Linked DNA regions of Homo sapiens: region 1 is linked to region 2. Evidence: read pairs that join two places in POLR2A ChIA-PET (ENCODE). Cell type or tissue: Panc1. All regions are shown on one strand. Each heading gives the region's core, and the rest is flanking DNA. Links, peaks and the distances in the headings are about the cores only.

Region 1 (5,386 bases), core at 141-5,140, 88 kb after region 2:
ATGAGCCACTGTGCCTGGCCAACCAGGCCTTTTTCTAATGATGACCTATGTCATTAAAAATGAGAACTTCATTGAGGGAACCTCACGCTGAGTGAACTATGGAGAAGTGTGGACTGCCTTTCCAACACGGACTCTACTGCTGATTGGGTGATCAATTTCCAGGATATTAATAAAACTCACCCCCTACCTCTATCTATTGTTACTTTTCATTTTTTTTAAACTGCCTCCAAATCTGCACAATTCATGTTTTAATGAAATAAAAACTGTGTCTGAGGCAACATAAAAAGCAAATGAATAAAAGCAGGAACTGCTAAGGAAAGTGGCTGAGATGAGATGCTCTCATTGTTTTCAAAATCTTGCTAGATAAAATGGTGAATTATATCCTTCTCGTGAAAAACCAAAAAAAAAAAAAAAACCATTATATTTCAACACTGTACAGAAGGTCTTAGTTCCTTACAATAAGGAATAAGTAAGAGTATGTTGAGTTTTGAAAGAAACTGCCAAACTGAATTCCAAAGTGGCTGTACCATTTTGCATTCCCACCAGCAATGAATGAGAGTTCCTGTTGCTCCATGTCCTTGTCAGCATTTGAGGTTGTCAATATTTTGGATTTTGGCCATTCTAATAGGTGTGTAGTGATATCTTATTGTTGTTTTAATTTTCATTTCCCTAATGACATATGATCTTAAACAGCTTTCCATGTGTTTACTTGCTATGTTTATATCTTCTTTGGTACTGTCTGTTCAGGTGCTTTGCCCATTAATGGGGTTGTTTTCTTATTGTCTTTGTATGTTTTGGATTACAATCCTTTATCAAATATGTCTTTTGCAAATGTTTTCTCCCATTGTGTAGACTGTCTTCTTGTTCTTTTTGACATTGTCTTTTGCAGAACAGATTTTACATTTAAGGAAGTCTAGCTTATCAATTGTTTCTCATGGATTCTGACTTTGGTGTTGTCTAAAAATCTAAAGTCACTGGCATACCCAAGATCACCTAGGTTTTCTCCTATGTGGTTGTCTAGAAGTTTTACAGTTTCAAATTTTACATATAGGTCTTTGAGTTGATTTTTGTAAAGGGTGTAAGAACTATGTCTAGGTTTTTTTTTTTTTTGCATATGTGCACCACTTGTTGACAAGACTATCTTTACCACATTGCATGTCTTTGCTTTTCTATCAAAGACCAGTTGAATATAATTTATATGGGTCTATTTCTGGACTCTCAATTCCATTCCATTGATCTACTTATCCATTCTTTTGCCAATATAACAGTGTCTTCATTACTGTAGCTCCGTACTCTCTTGAATTCAGGTAGTGTCAGTCTTCTGACTTTGTTCTTTGCCTCCAACACTGACTTGACTTTCTGGGTCTTTTGCCTCTCCATATAAATTTTAGAATCAGTTTGCCAATATTCACAAAATAACTTGCTGGGGTTTTGATTGGGATTGCATTGAGTCTGTAGATCAAGTTGGGAAGAACAAATGTTTTGACAATATCGATTCTTCCTGTTCATGAACATAGAATATCTCTTTACTTAATTAGTTCTTTGATTTCTTTCATGAGAGTTTTGTAGTTTTCCTCATCTAGATCTTGCAAATATTTTGTTAGACTTATACCTAAATATTCCATTTTGGGGGGATGCTAATGTGAATATTAATGAGTTTTTAATTTCAAATTCCACTTGTTCATTGCTGGTATATCAGAAAGCAATTGACATCTGTATCCCTGTATCCTGCAACCCTTCTATACTTGCTTATTAGTTCCAGTTTTCTTGTCAGTTCTTTCAGATTTTTTATATAGAATATCATGACATCTGTGAACAGTTTTATTTCTTCCTTCTCAACCTGTATACCTTTTTTTCCTTTTCTTGTCTTATTGCATTAGATAGGACTTCCAGTATAATGTTGAAAAGGAGCAGTGAGAGGTGGCTTTCTTGCCTTGTTCTTTTTTTTTTTTGAGACGGTCTCGTTCTGGTGCCCAAACTGGAGTGCAGTGCCATGATCTCCGCTCACTGCAACCTCCGCCTCCTGGGTTCACACAATTTTCCTGCCTCAGCCTCCCGAGTAGCTGGAACTACAGGCACCCACCACCACACCTGGCTAATTTTTTTTTGTATTTTTAGTAGAGACGAGGTTTCACTATGTTGGCCAGACTGGTCTTGAACTCCTGACCTCGTGATCTGCCCACCTCGGCCTCCCAAAGTGCTGGGATTACAGGCGTAAGCCACCGCACCCGGCCTATTGCCTTGTTCCTGATTTCAATGGGAAAGCTTTGAGTTTCTTACTATTAAGTATAATGTTAGTTGTAGGTTGTAGATACTGCTTATCAAGTTGAGGAAGTTCCCCTCTATTCCTAGTTTATTAAGAATTTGTATCACAAATCAGGCTGGGTGTGGTGGTTCATGCCTATAATCCCAGCACTTTGGGAGGCCGAGGCAGGCAGATTGCTTGAGCTCAGGAGTTCAAGACTAGCCTGGGCAACATGGCAAAACCCCGTCTCTACAAAAATACAAAAATTAGCTGGGCATGATGGTGCACGCCTGTAATCTCAGCTACTCAGAAGGCTAAAGAGCAAGGATTGTTTGAGCCCAGAAGGTTGAGGCTGCAGTGAGCCAAGATTGCACCACTGCACTCCAGCCTGGGCAACAAAGCAAGACTGTCTTAAAAAAAAAAAAAAAGAATTTGTATCATGAATAGGTGTCAGGTTTTGTCAAATATCTTTTCTGTATCTATTGATATGATCATGTAATTTTTCTTTTTTTGCCTATGTGATTAATTACATTAATTGATTTTTAAGTGTTGAACCACCCTTGCATACCTAGAAAAAATGGCCATGATGTATAATCTTTTTACACATGTTGGATTCAATTTGCTAATATTTTGTTGAGGATTTTTGCATCTATGTTCATAAGAGATATTAATCTGTAATTTTCTTTCTTGTAAGGTCTTTGTCTGGGTCTGGTATTAAGGTAATGCTGGCCTCATAGAATTAGTTAGGTAGTATTCCCTCTGCTTCTATCTTCTAGAAGAGATTGTAGAGAAATGGCATAATTTCCTCCTTACATGTTTAGTAGAAATCATCTGCAGACCCATCTGGGCCTGGGGCTTTCTGTTTTGAAAGGTTATTAATTACTTCTTCAAATTCCTTAGTAGATATGACTATTCAGATGGTTTATTTCTTCTTGTGTGAGTTTTGGCAGATTGTGTCTTTCAAAGAATTGGTCCATTTCATCTAGGTTGTCAAATTTTGGGGTGTAGAGTTGTCCGTAATTTTTTTTTTTTTTTGAGACAGTGTCTCGCTCTGTCACCCAGGCTGGAGTGCAGGGCATGATCTCAGCTCACTGCAACCACCACTTCCCAGCTCAAATGATCCTCCAGCCTCAGCCTCCTGAGTAGCTGGGACTATAGGCACAAGCCACTATGCCCAGATAATTTTTGTATTTTTTGCAGAGATGGGGTTTTGCCCAGGCTGGTCTTGAACTACTGAGCTTAAAGTGATCTGCCCACTTCTGCCTCCCAAAGTGCTAGGATTACATATGTGAGTCACCATACCCAGCCCATAATATTCTTTTATTATACTTTTAATGTCCATGAGATCTGTAGTGATGTCTCCTCTTTCACTTGTGACATTAGTAATTTGTTTTTTTTTCTTAGTTAGCATGGCTTAGAGGCTTATCAATCTTACTGATCTTTTTAAAGAAACAGCTTTTGGTCTTATTAACTTTCTGTACTGATTTCCTATTTTCAATTTCATTGATTTCTGTTCCAATTTTCATTATTTCTTCTGTTTTTGAAATTTAATTTGCTCTTTTTTCCTAGTTTTCTAAGGTAGAAGCTTAGGTCATTGATGTTAGATCTTTCTTCTCTTCTAATATAAGCATTCAGTGTTATAAATTTCCCTCTAAGCACTGCTATCACTGCATCCCACAAATTTTAGGTTATATTTTCATTTAGTTCAAGATTTTTACATTTCTCTTGAGATTTCTTCTTTGACATAAGTGTTATTCGAAAGCACATTTTTAAATATCCATATATTTGAGGACTTTCCAGTTATCTTTCTGTTATTGATTTTTAGTTTAATTCCATCGTGGTCTGAGATCAGACATTGTATAACTCTATTCTTTTGTATTTGTTAAGGTGTGTTTTACCACCCCGAATATGGTCAATCTTGGTAAATGTTCCATGTGAGCTTGAGAAGAATTAGTAATCTGCTATTGCTGGATGAAGCAGTTCATAGATGTCAATTATATCCAGTTGACGGATGGTGCTGTTAAGTTCAATTATGTCTTTACCAATTTTCCGGCTGCTGCATCTGTCAATTTCTAGAGAGATGTTGAAGTCTTCAACTCTAACAGTGGATTCATCTATTCTTCCGCTTTCTTTTTATTAGTGTTAGCATGGTATATTTTCCTCCATTCCTTTACGTTTAATCTATATGAGTCTTTCTATTTAAAGTGGTTATCTTGTGGAAAATATACAGTTGGGTTTTGTTTTTAGATGCACTCTGACAATCTCCATCTTTTAATTGGTTTATTTCGACCATTCACAGTTAAAATGATTATTAAAATACCTGGGTTAATAATATCTATCATATTTATTACTATTGTCTATGTATTGCCCTTACGCTCTCTTTCTATTTTTGTCTTCCTTTCTTTTTCTGTATTTTGTGGGTTTTTTTTTTTTTTTAAGTTCTGGGATACATGTGCAGAACATGCAGATTTGTTCCACAGGTATACATGTGCCATGGTGGTTTGCTTCCCTTATCAACCCATCATCTAGATTTTAAGCCCTGCATACATTAGGTATTTGTCCTAATGCTCTCCCTCCCCTTGCCCCCCCACCCCAACCCCTGACAGGCCCCAGTGTATGATGTTCCCCTCCCTGTGTCCATGTGTTCTCATTGTTCAACTCCCACTTATGAGTGAGAACGTGGTATTTGGTTTTCTGTTCCTGTGTTAGTTTGCTGAAAATGACGGTTTCCAGCTTCATCCATGTCCCTGCAAAGGACATGAACCCATTCTTTTTTATAGCTGCAGTCTTCCGTGGTTTTAAGCGAGCATTTTAATGATTCCATTATTTCTCTCCTTTGTTAGCATATCAGTTATACTTTTTTTTTTTTCCAGTGGAGCCCTAGAGTTTACAACATACAAGTAAACCACATCTGCTTTCTTTTTTCTTTTCTTTCTTTTCTTTTTCACAGGGTTTCACTCTGTTCCCTAGGCAGGAGTGAAGAGGTGCAATCATAGCTCACTGCAACCTTGGGCTCCTGGGCTCAAGCAGTCCTCCCACCTCTGCCTCCCAAGTAGCTGGAGCTACATGCATGTGCCATTGTTAAAAAAATTTTAAAAATTTAATTTTTAAATTTTTTTGTAGAGATGGGGTCTTGCTATG
Region 2 (5,386 bases), core at 120-5,119:
TCTCCTAGCCGTGTGACTTTGGGTAAGTTCTGTCCTCTCTGGAGCCTGTTTCCCCTCACAGGGCCTCTGTGAGAAGTGAAGGGGGATGCACAGGGAGCCTGGCCGCACATGGGGTCAGTGCAGGGAGCCAGGGAGAGGCTGTGGATTGGAATCCCTCCAGGGCTGGGCTTTTTGTGTGTTCAGCGTCCGCGGAGAATCTGGTTCTCAGGACACCTTGGGGCTGAGTTAGACATCGCCTGGGACTTACATTGACTTTTGCTGAGGGTTTTGCTGAGTTTGGCAGCAGCTCACCTATTTCACCAGATACTAGCTTCTCACCACGAGGAGGAAGGGGTGTCTCCTCTTTCTACAGACGAGTGAGCTGGGAAGCACCGAAGCTGCGTGAGTTGGATGGTCAGCAGTGGGATCAGATCCCTGCACCCACTTGCCGGCCCTCCCCTGCTTACCTTCTCCCCAGAGCAGACCCTGGCCCCCTTCACAGAGCTGCTGCTCAGGTTCAGGTGTCAGGGCTGGGAGAATGTGTGACTGGCCCCATTTCGAATCCTGAGGAAGGACAGGAGAGCCCCGGTATGAGGATCCAGGCTGGACCTGCTTTGCTGGCAGGGAAAAGGCATGAGTCCTAGGGCCAGGCAATCCAGGCAGGCTGGTTCCAGGCCCAGGCCTCCTTGGATTGGCTGAAGCTGGCAGGCGCAGCAGATTCAGGCTGGCCCACCAATCAGGAGCGGCTTTGATCCCCAGACTCAGTGCTCAGGGACTTCTCTATCTTGACCTCCTGGGCCCCCCGAGCTCCCTCCGGATAATGCACCAGTATCCCTGCCTTGTCTGTAGCCTGTCTCATCTACAGGTCTATGGCCAGGACCCAGGATACTGCTGAGCTCAGGGACAATAGACACACACACGCACACAGAGACAGACACACACACAGACACACACACACACACAGAGACACATGCACACACACACAGAGGCACAGAGACACGCACACACAGACACAGACACACAGAGACACATGCACACACACACAGAGGCACAGAGACACGCACACACAGACACAGACACACACAGACACATACACAAGACATGAACACACACATTCACACAGACATATGCACAGAGACATGGACACACACATACACACAAACACACATGAATACACACAGACACACAGGCACACACACACAAACATACAGACACACACACAGACACACAGACACATGCATAGACACATTCACACAGACACTCATGCACACACAGACACACATGCATACACACAGACACACACGCATACACACAGACACACACACACAGAAAACACATTGTGGCTGCCGTGGCATATGGAGGGGAGTCAGCAGCGCAGTCGAGGTGTTTGTATACTATAGCCATTGGCAGGCACCCCCAGAAGGTGCCACAGAAGAGGTTCATGGAGTTCAGCTCACCCTGGTCCTGCCTTTGAAGTCTCTTCTGAATGCAGTGAATGACAAATGGATATATATATATATATATTTTTTTTTTTTTGAGACAGGGTCTCTCTCTGTCATGCAGGCTGGAGTGCAGTGGTGTGATCTTGTCTCCCTGCAACCTTTGCCTCCAGGTTCAAGTGATTCTCCTGCCTCAGCCTCCCGAGTAGCTGGAATTATAGGCGTGCACCACCACATCTGGCTAATTTTTGTATTTTTAGTAGAGATGGGGTTTCACCATTTTGCCCAGGCTCATCTCAAACTCCTGACCTCAAGTGATCCACCTGCCTCGGCCTCCCAAAGTGCTGGGATTACAGGTGTGAGCCACCATGCACTGCTGACAAATGCATCATTCATTCACTCCTTCATTCATTCAGCACTCCAGGTGAGGCGCCCCCTTGTTCCCATGAAGCTTTTCCACTGGGGAGGGATGGATAAGCTCTCTATCTCCTGGCTTCCCCCTTTATACACTTTATACAGGCTCTGGATTCTGTGTCCTTAACTGCTACAGCCCTGGAAGCATAGGCTGTGTAAGTCCCTCAACAATGGGGACCAGTCTAAAATATTTATAGGTAGCATATCTAGATCATTCCAGAGAGGAGTGAATGGATCCAAACCGTCTTTTGAACCAGCAGCCAGAGGCCCCAGCAGCTCCTGTCTTCCCAGCCCAGTGCTTATTCTCTTATTCTCTGCTAAGCTTTGTCATTTTAGGGGATTAGGAGAATAGGATGTAAACCGAAACGTGACTGAGACAGATCTCCATTGAGGAGAGATTTGTTTTGCCAAGGTTGAGGGTGAACTCAGAGAAAAGAAACACCATAGGATCTGTGACCTATGCTTTTTCCAAAGAGGATTTTGGGAATTTCAATATTTAAAGGGAAAGAGCAAAGCAAGAGGGGAAGCTTTTTTAAAAGGAGGTTGGGTAGGCAGTGAGGCTCGGGGCACATTCTTGTGAGGCTCTGATAGTGCTCGATGAATCTACATTTTACATGTGACAAGAGGGAGTGGGGGCGGATCAATTATGTATTTGTCCTGGGCTCGGTGAATCCGCATTTTATGTAAGATAAAGTAAGCATGTGAAATGACTGCCGTTTGGGAACACAAGGAAGGCAGTTGTTTTGTTTTGTTTTGTTTGTTTTGTTTTGTTTTTGTTTTGTTTTGTGTGACTCCATGTCCAAGCTTAACTTTCTCTTCATCATGGTGAATTTGGGGGTCTCAAGAGTCTAGTTTTCTTTCACAGGGGCTTCGGGAAGGCAGGGATCTTCGTTGTATCCTAGATGCCTAGCTCGTGCTAGGAGCTGGAAACAGGTTTGTTGCATTGAACTCAGTAGGAATCTTGGCAGGCTGTCTGCAGGGCTGGGTGGGGTGGGAAATTCACCACCTTCCCTTTCTCCCATCTCACTGTCAGATCTGATCTACTTCATGAGGTCTCACCTGGACGATAGCCAGAGACTGCAGGCTCAGCTCTCATTGCTTCTTATTCTAATTGCCTGAAATCCCGAGGAAATAACTCTTACCTTTTGGAAATGTATAATCTAGTGGGGACATACAAAACTCATATACACCCTTATGTGGAATGTTGACATTTTGCTTCATGATTAATTGTTCTGAAAGTCCTTTCCACTTACCCGTGTTTAGGTTTCCTGTCTGGATTTAGGCTCCATCACAAAATCTAAGGTTCAGCAAAAACGAGAGGCTCTCAGTGCTTCTGAGTGAGGACATGAAAAGGATCTGGGAATAAAAGCACTAGACCCTTACAGACTCATGAGCAGCAGCAGCTGGCAGCACTGGGCTGGGAAGACAGGAGCTGCTGGGGCCTCTGGCTGCTGGTTCAAAAGACAGTTTGGATCCATTCACTCCTCTCTGGAATGATCTAGATATGCTACCTATAAATATTTTAGACTGGTCCCCATTGTTGAGGGACTTACACAGCCTATGCTTCCAGGGCTGTAGCAGTTAAGGACACAGAATCCAGAGCCTGGCTGGGTTCAAAGGCCAGCTCTAATACTTAAAAAATGGGTGCTCTCGGCCGGGTGTAGTGGTTCATGCTTGTAATCCCAGCACTTTGAGGGTGCAAGATGAGAGGATCCCTTGAGGCCAGGAGTTCAAAACCAGCCTGGGCAACATAGCGAGACCACATTCCTACAAAAAACGTTTTAAAAATGTAGTGTAGTGGTGTGCACTTGTAGTCCCAGCTACCCAGGAGGCTATGGCAAGAGGATCCCTTGAGCCCAGGAGTTTGAAGCTACAGTGAGCCATGATTGCACCACTGCACTCCAGCCTGGGTTGTAGCAGGGCAAGCCGCAGACAACACCCCTCAGGCACCGAGTTAAAGAAAGAAGGGCTTTATTCGGCCAGGAGCTTTGGCAAGATTCACATCTCCAACAACCGAGCTCCCCGAGTGAGCAATTCCTGTCCCTTTTAAGGGCTCACAACTTTTAAGGGGGTCCGCGTGAGAGGGTCATGATTGATTGAGTAATCAGGGGGTACGTGACCGGGGGCTGCATGCACCGGTAATTAGAACGGAACAGAACAGGACAGGGATCTTCACAGTGCTTTTCTTATACAAATAACTGATTACGTCAGGGGTCGATCTTTAACTACCAGGCCCAGGGTATGGGGCCGGGCTGTCTGCTCGTGGATTTCATTTCTGCCTTTTAGTTTTTACTTCTTCTTTATTTGGAGGCAGAAATTGGGCATAAGACAATGTGAGGGATGGTCTCCTCCCTTAGGGTGACAGAGGGAGATCCTGTCTTAAAAAAAAATAAAAATAAAAGGGTGATCTCGGGGCCTGGTGCAGTGGCTCACGCCTGTAATCCCAACAGTTTGGGAGGCTGAGGTGGGAGAATCGCTTGAACTCAGGAGTTTGAGACTTAGCCTGGCCGACATGGTGAGACCCCATCTCTACAAAAATTTAAAAATTTTTCATTTCTAGTGAGTTTTCAGGTGATGTTGCTGCTGCTACTTCAAGGAGCACACATGGAGAACCACTGGCATATAGGAGAAAAACGCAGGCTTAGGATTTAGACACTGGGGCCATCCCTCAGTATCTGGTGACTTTGGGCATTTGACCTCTTTGAGCCTCAACTTCTTCACTTGTAGAATGGGACTACATCCCAGTTACTTGGGAGGCTGAGGCAGGAGAATTGCTTGAATCCAGGAGGTGGAGGTTGCAGTGAGCCAAGATCGTGCCAAAATATTTATATATATATATGTATATATATATATGAGACTAGTGTTGCTTCTCAACTTATGATAGAGCTACATTCTGATAAACCCATAGTAAGTTGAAAATATTGTAAGTCAAAATGCATTTAATACACTTAGCCTACTGAACTTCATAGTTTAGCCTAGCTTAACTTCAGCGTGCTCAGCCCACTTACACCAGCCTACTGCTGGGCAACATCATCTAACACAAAGCCTACTTTATAAGAGACTATTGAATATCTTGTGTAATTTATTGAATAATGTACTGAAAGTGAAAAAGAGAGTGGTTGTATGGCTACTCGAAGGACAGTTTGTAAAGTGTATCACTTACGATGGTGCGAAAGCTGGGGACCATCTGTATTAATACCTGCTTTGTGGAGTCATGCCTGACATACAGCAATATCATTATTTAATTATTACTGTTTAAATTTTAACAATTTTGTTAGCCCCTGAGGGATGAGTAGGATTGAAGTCAGCAGAGATCGGCTGGGAGGGCTTTGGGGAATGTCTCTGAGAACCTCACAGCTCAAGTGGGCATAGAGCAAAGAGCAAAAGGCCAGATGGGTCTGGAAGCCCCAGGACAAGGCGCTGATTGGGAAAGTGCTCTTGTTTAGGGTGGATATTGAGAGGGAGCAGATCGATTCTTTGGAAATTTCTGTGTGGTAGGTAAATCCACGATTAACTCTGAACCCCGAGATGACAACAGTCTTTTCTGAAAGCCA

Evidence for each region. Peaks named below come from ENCODE experiments on the same cell type or tissue, not always from the same donor. Only the 100,000 strongest peaks of a DNase experiment are listed, where the experiment ranks them.
Region 1: POLR2A ChIA-PET joins it to region 2 with 10 read pairs; 2 of 35 experiments call an interaction of 5 or more read pairs at or near these places.

Annotation. Positions count from the first base shown.
Region 1 is chr12:488,622-494,007 of GRCh38, reverse strand. The region is part of intron 1 of B4GALNT3 (beta-1,4-N-acetyl-galactosaminyltransferase 3); the gene reads right to left. Among named protein-coding and RNA genes, the nearest start is that of B4GALNT3, 31 kb to the right of the region's middle. In Panc1, for the core only: no CTCF peak of the experiment used is centred there; no DNase peak of the experiment used is centred there.
Region 2 is chr12:576,716-582,101 of GRCh38, reverse strand. The region is part of intron 1 of NINJ2 (ninjurin 2); the gene reads left to right. Among named protein-coding and RNA genes, the nearest start is that of NINJ2-AS1, 51 kb to the left of the region's middle. In Panc1, for the core only: no CTCF peak of the experiment used is centred there; no DNase peak of the experiment used is centred there; H3K27ac peaks cover 3,229 bases.